Linked DNA regions of Homo sapiens: region 2 is linked to region 1. Evidence: chromatin contacts called from ENCODE Hi-C data. All regions are on one chromosome and are shown on one strand. The core of a region is the stretch at or near the end of the contact, and the rest is flanking DNA. Distances in the headings are between cores, read along the strand shown.

Evidence for each region. A loop is a pair of places that touch in the nucleus more often than their neighbours do. Pooled maps may share reads with other maps.
Region 2: a loop to region 1 is called in a pooled map, with 4 times the contacts of the local background. The contact joins the enhancer-like site here to the promoter of SNHG5 in region 1. A Hi-C loop is called at or near these places in 4 of 50 pooled maps.

The regions. Positions count from the first base shown.
Region 1 is chr6:85,677,441-85,680,140 of GRCh38, forward strand. It overlaps SNHG5 (small nucleolar RNA host gene 5), which reads right to left and starts at 1,293. Exons shown (of 6, transcript NR_003038.2): 1 at 1,254-1,293; 2 at 696-748; 3 at 514-592; 4 at 355-435; 5 at 1-52. It overlaps SNORD50B (small nucleolar RNA, C/D box 50B), which reads right to left and starts at 219; the gene lies at 149-219. RefSeq lists enhancers at 874-933, 1,104-1,263.
Region 2 is chr6:89,034,341-89,037,040 of GRCh38, forward strand. No RefSeq gene overlaps it. Among named protein-coding and RNA genes, the nearest start is that of PNRC1-DT, 45 kb to the right of the region's middle. RefSeq lists a cis regulatory region at 1,027-1,861. Within about 2 kb of position 1,256, at least 29 of the 41 ENCODE cell types and tissues checked have a DNase peak (open chromatin) inside an H3K27ac peak, as active enhancers do.

The sequences.
Region 1 (2,700 bases), core at 43-2,542:
TGGAACTTCCAAGACAATCTGGCCTCTATCAATGGGCAGACAGCGACCCTCACTGTTGGCAGAAAAAAAAAAAACCCAGGATTTTATAACACAACTGTTATAAAATCACGGCAACAAAATTTACTCCACCTCTGAATTACTGGTCTTAATCTCAGAAGCCGAATCCGTACTTATTTTTCTTCAGGTTATCAGCTTCGGGATAGGTTTCATCATTGATTAGACCAATCAGACCTTGTATATGTACACATAATACATTAAACTGCACTTCTGTGACACTGACTACAAACCAAGGTAATGCTAAAAGGCAAGTATTATAGTACAAATACTACAGAACTTTTAAGCCATACAACCTACTTCAAAATGAAGCTGCTAGTCAGTCACATTCGACATTCATTATCTTCACTGGCTACTCGTCCACACTCAGAACGCTGTTCACTGACAAAAAAAATTTGATTTAGTCTAGGTGTGGATTAAATGCTATGCTCAATCATAAAGTACTAAAACAACACATACCTGTTAAAAGTGTCAGGTTTTAACCAAGCGATTTTCCATTAAATATTCTCCCAGATGTTCTGGAAGTTTTTTCGTGTATCTAACAAAAAAAAGTAAATTTCAAACGATGCAACAGTTCCTATTCCTGTAAATCAACAGGTTTACTCCTTTAGTTTGGAAACTAAGCTTAACTAAGCTCTTACCTTTGCATCTTCAGAGCTGCTCCACTGTGCCACTGAAGACAGCGCCATTGTTCCTGCGGGAAATCGGTATTTAAGCATTCTCGCAGAAATGTCACACTCCAAGGCGTTTTTCCACACAAAACCCTTCCCCTTCATTAATCCGAATTGCACACAACGCCGCCTTCGAACAGCTCAGTTTCAATACAGGGTCGAGGCTTCCCATTTTAAAACAACGCCGACGGAAGGCCTTCGCCATTTTAGTAAAGGCCCTTTGCTGTTAAAACTAACCCTCCGCCCCAATTAAGGTGGTTTTTCCGCCGCCGCTCAGGCACATGCCGGAGGCCAGCAAGTTCGGCGCCCGTGGCCGATCAGCGGTTCCTCACGCCAAAACTCGGAGCCTGTGGCCGTCACGACTCAACCTCAGTACATGTGGCAGTCCGGCCGCACGTTTCCCACGTGCAAGCTTTCAACTCTCAGCACTCTAAACTCTTCACTAAGATGTCTTCACAGGATTAAAGCTCTTAACTCGGCCTGCGCCACCATCTTTTGCTCGGATACTAGCCCGCAATACCCACTCACCTACCACCCGCCCAGACGCTCGCGAAGGCCGACGTAAAAGACCGAAGTGCGCAGCCAGTAGCTCCTTATATAGCCTCCCGGAGTCAGAACGAGGCCGTCCCGCCCTCTCGCACCTATTGGACATGGAAGTAGACAGGGGTGTGGTCGCGAATTAGCGGGAGCGCGCGCGGTGGCTCTTCTGAGGCCCGTTCCGCGTTGTGGAGCGCGCCGCAGGCCGGCCGCGCGCCCGGCCATTTCCCGGCGCGCGCCCGCAGGCGCACTGCGAAGCGTCTCTTACGAGTCTGGCGGCCGACTTGGCCCTACGTGGCGCGGGTGTGGCGCCAGAATTCAAACAGCTGCAGTTGGAAACGACGCTTTCGCCTGCCACGAGCCAAGTCCGTCCAGGACAGATTGGGTCCGAGAGTGGACACAAGTTTTGCAGCGCAGGGCGGCCTCAGCTTAGGACCGATTCGAGAAGCTGGGCTGGCTGGCTGGCTGGCGCTGGGCTGTAGTGGGCCCCCAGCGGAGGCCGCCGGAGGAGCGGGCGAGCCCTGGCCGCAGCACTCCGGGAAAGGGCAGTTGGCTGGCAGAAACGCTTGGGTGAAAAAGCGGAAAGCGCCACGTGAGAACAGCCCCGGCGTGCGGCCCTGCAGGGCCTCAGGGCGGGCATCAAGGCCCCATGGGGATCCATTCCTCCTCACGCTTCCTCGTGCCAGGCATCCGGTTACACTAAACGTGACCATACAAGTCTCCCTCAAACAGCGAACGTGAGGTTCAATACTCCATTTCGCAGAGGAGAAAACTGAGGCTTAAAACAGCCAGGTAATTTGCCTAAGGTCACACAGCTGAAATGCTTTGCTAATTTTTAACTTCTTTGTACTCAATTAGTTATATTGAAAACGAGAGAAAGATTAATTTGAGAAGTATCCCTGAATACTTTATCCAGACGACAAACACAAAATTCAAAAGCAGTGCTTTGATTAATTAGCATGTTCGAGTGAATATGTCTGCGTGTGTGTGTGTGCACACGACATTTGAACATTTCAGTATTTGAAAATTCAGGTCGTTCTTCACTTCTATATTTCAAAGCACTACTTATTAAAGTTGTTTATGTGTGCATTTGATTACGGTCCGATTCTGCTAGAGTGTGGGAGCAACACATCTGATTTCGTGCTCTGCTGTTTATTTTTTCTTAGAACAGTGCCTAGCATTAAGTAGGTTGTCGGTAATGGTTAAATGAATGAATGAATGAACAAATACATTCGGTGGCTTTTTAGAAAATTAGAATGAAGATCAAACTTCACATTCAAAGATAGTAGTGAAAAGCACTTTTCTCTAACAGGAACCTATATGATGAAGTATTGACTGGGCCGGGCATTTTGTCGGTTTTTGTATTACTTTGTAATGTCTTACATAAATTTGCATATTGCTCATAGTAAATAGTAAAACAAACAATACAGTACAAAAG
Region 2 (2,700 bases), core at 6-2,505, 3.4 Mb after region 1:
AATCCCAGTACTTGAATCACTTGAACCTGGGAGGCAGAGTTTGTGGTGAGCCCAGAATGTGCCACTGCACTCCAGCGTGGACAACAGAAAAAGACTGCCTCAAAAAAAAAAAAAAAAATATATATATATATGAGTGGCATGATCAGACTGTTGTTTAAGAAAGATAATGGCAGCAGAATTTTGGAGGTAAATGACAGAGAAGTAAATTGAACGACAGGGAGACCTGCTGTGAGGTTATTATAAAGATGCCAATAAGACATGATGGAAGCCGGAACTAAAGCCTCGGGGAGGGCATAGAGAGGAGGGCCAGACTGCAGAGACACAGAGAGGTTGAGTCTACTGGATCTTGCTGACACTCTTAGCTTGGGCAATGAGGGAAGTCAAGAGGGAAGCGTTAAGAATGACTCAAGTTTCTGGCAAGGGCAACTGGGTGTCTGTAATGAAGAAGAGAAATAGACATTTCATGTATTAGGCTGTAAGAGAAGCCCTCTGTTTTGACTGATGACGTAAATGAGGGCTTTCCACTTTCTGAAAAACTGAACTCTTCTGATGCAATGAGACAACCTCCACATCATAGTCAGCCATGGTCCGTTGGGTTCAACTCAGTCCCAATGCCCTGACACCCTCGTTACCTGATCTGATCCTACTGCCCCAACCTAATGGAACTGAAAACAGTGGTGTCAACAAACTAAACTGCCCACCAACTGTGACATATTCAAAGCCTGCATAAGCTTGCTCTGTGAATGGAGAACACATTCTAAAAGGATCCCAAAAGAAAATAAAGCCTTTTCTGTCTTCCCAGGGAGGTTTTAGGCTAAGGAAACAAAATAAACACCACACGAAATAGTGGGCAAAGGTACAAGAGAGTTTAAGGTTAAATGCTAAATTATGAAGCAAATTCCAATCAGAGGACAGTGATGGTATTGTTACTCTAGAACAGCCAGGAAAGATAATCATCTGTGTTGACCATCTACTGCCAAACCACCATCCGTAAGTCACACAGTTGGTAAGTGGCAGAGCCAGTGCGTGAAGTTGGGAGAGACTGTCTCAGATCTTCAGGAAGGCGAAATGTGAGCTGAGACAGGAAGGTGCCCGGTGTCCAGCCTGGATGGGCTGGGAGTGCAGCTGGGAGCTTGGAGCATCCTGGGAGGAGAAGCAGAGCAACAGGACTGGCACGTGATATTAATCATCCCGGAATGGAGGCCTTCTGACTGGAGACTTGCAGTGTACCTACCACTGCTGGGTGTTTTCAGCATTTCAGTTTGGCAATAAACATAAAAAGTCTAGTAACACAGGCGTAAGCCTGGAATGTTCAGTGACTGGTCACTGTCAGGAATAATTATTACAAAAGAGCAGCTGAGAAGACATGACTCAGCACGCCCCACCTCAGAACACTCCGGTCCCACCTAAGGGCTTTCCAAAGTCCGCAGGAACCAGGCCAGCTGAGTATTCACATAGCCGCTCTGTTCAAGTCACACTCCAGATCCGTAGTGTTATTGGTGAGAACAATGACTAACTAGCAGGATGATTTACATGCATGCGAGTTCCAACTTGGCCTTTTTCCTGTCAGCAAAATTTACTACTATCTTCTAGCTGTCTTCCTACGTCAGGACTAAAAATGGTTACACTCCTAGCAGTAGAGCATATCCAGCCAACTGACAAGCAAAGAAAGATTAAGGACAAGTACATAGACAACATGGGGTGGACTTTATCAGAAAGGACAAGGCAGATACAGTGCTGGCCAAGGAGTGTTGCAAGTAAGGAATTTCCTGGAGCCTTATGCAAACTCCAGTAATCCCAGGCAATGATGCAGTTTCACTTCTGTTTCATATTAACGAGTACTAGAAACACATAATGAGTGACCTAGTTCTTTTCCAGTGGATTTTCCTTTTATTAGAACTATGCTCTGGTAGGTTACTTAATTATTTAAAAACATCAACACTGAGCACTATTTTAAGCTAGACCTTGACTTTAAATTTCAAATATGTCATTATAGTATTTAATAAATATAAATTCAGTTTTTTAAACAGTTTTTGTGGTTTTTTACATTCCATGAAATTCACCCATTTGAAGTGCACAATCAAAAATTTTAAGTACATTCACAGAGTTGCACAATCATCACCACAATAAGAATTCATTTTTGAGCTTTTTATTTCAGTTTTTCAATAGATGATAATTTCAAGAGGAAATGATAGGCCACAAAAAGTCTGTAACTGGGGGATGAAGCAAGATGGCAGAATAAAAGTCCCCACCACTTATCCCCTGCCGCAGGAAGACCAAATTTAATAACTATCTGCATAAAAAAGCACCATCATTGGCCGGGCACGGTGGCTTGTGCCTGTAATCTCAGCACTTTGGGAGGCCAAGGCGGGCGGATCACAAGGTCAGGAGATCGAGATCATCCTGGCTAACATGGTGAAACCCCGTTTCTACTAAAAAATACAAAAAATTAGCCGGGCGTGGTGGCAGGCACCTGTAGCCCCAGCTACTTGGGAGGCTGAGGCAGGAGAATGGCATGAACCTGAGAGGCGGAGCTTGCAGTGAGTCGAGATCATGCCACTGCACTCCAGCCTGGGCAAAAACACCGTCATAACCAAAAATCAGGTGAGCACTCACAGTACCTGGCTTTAACTTCATCTCACTGAAAGAGGCACTGAAGAGGGTATAAAAGACAGCCCTGAATTGCCAACACCACCCACC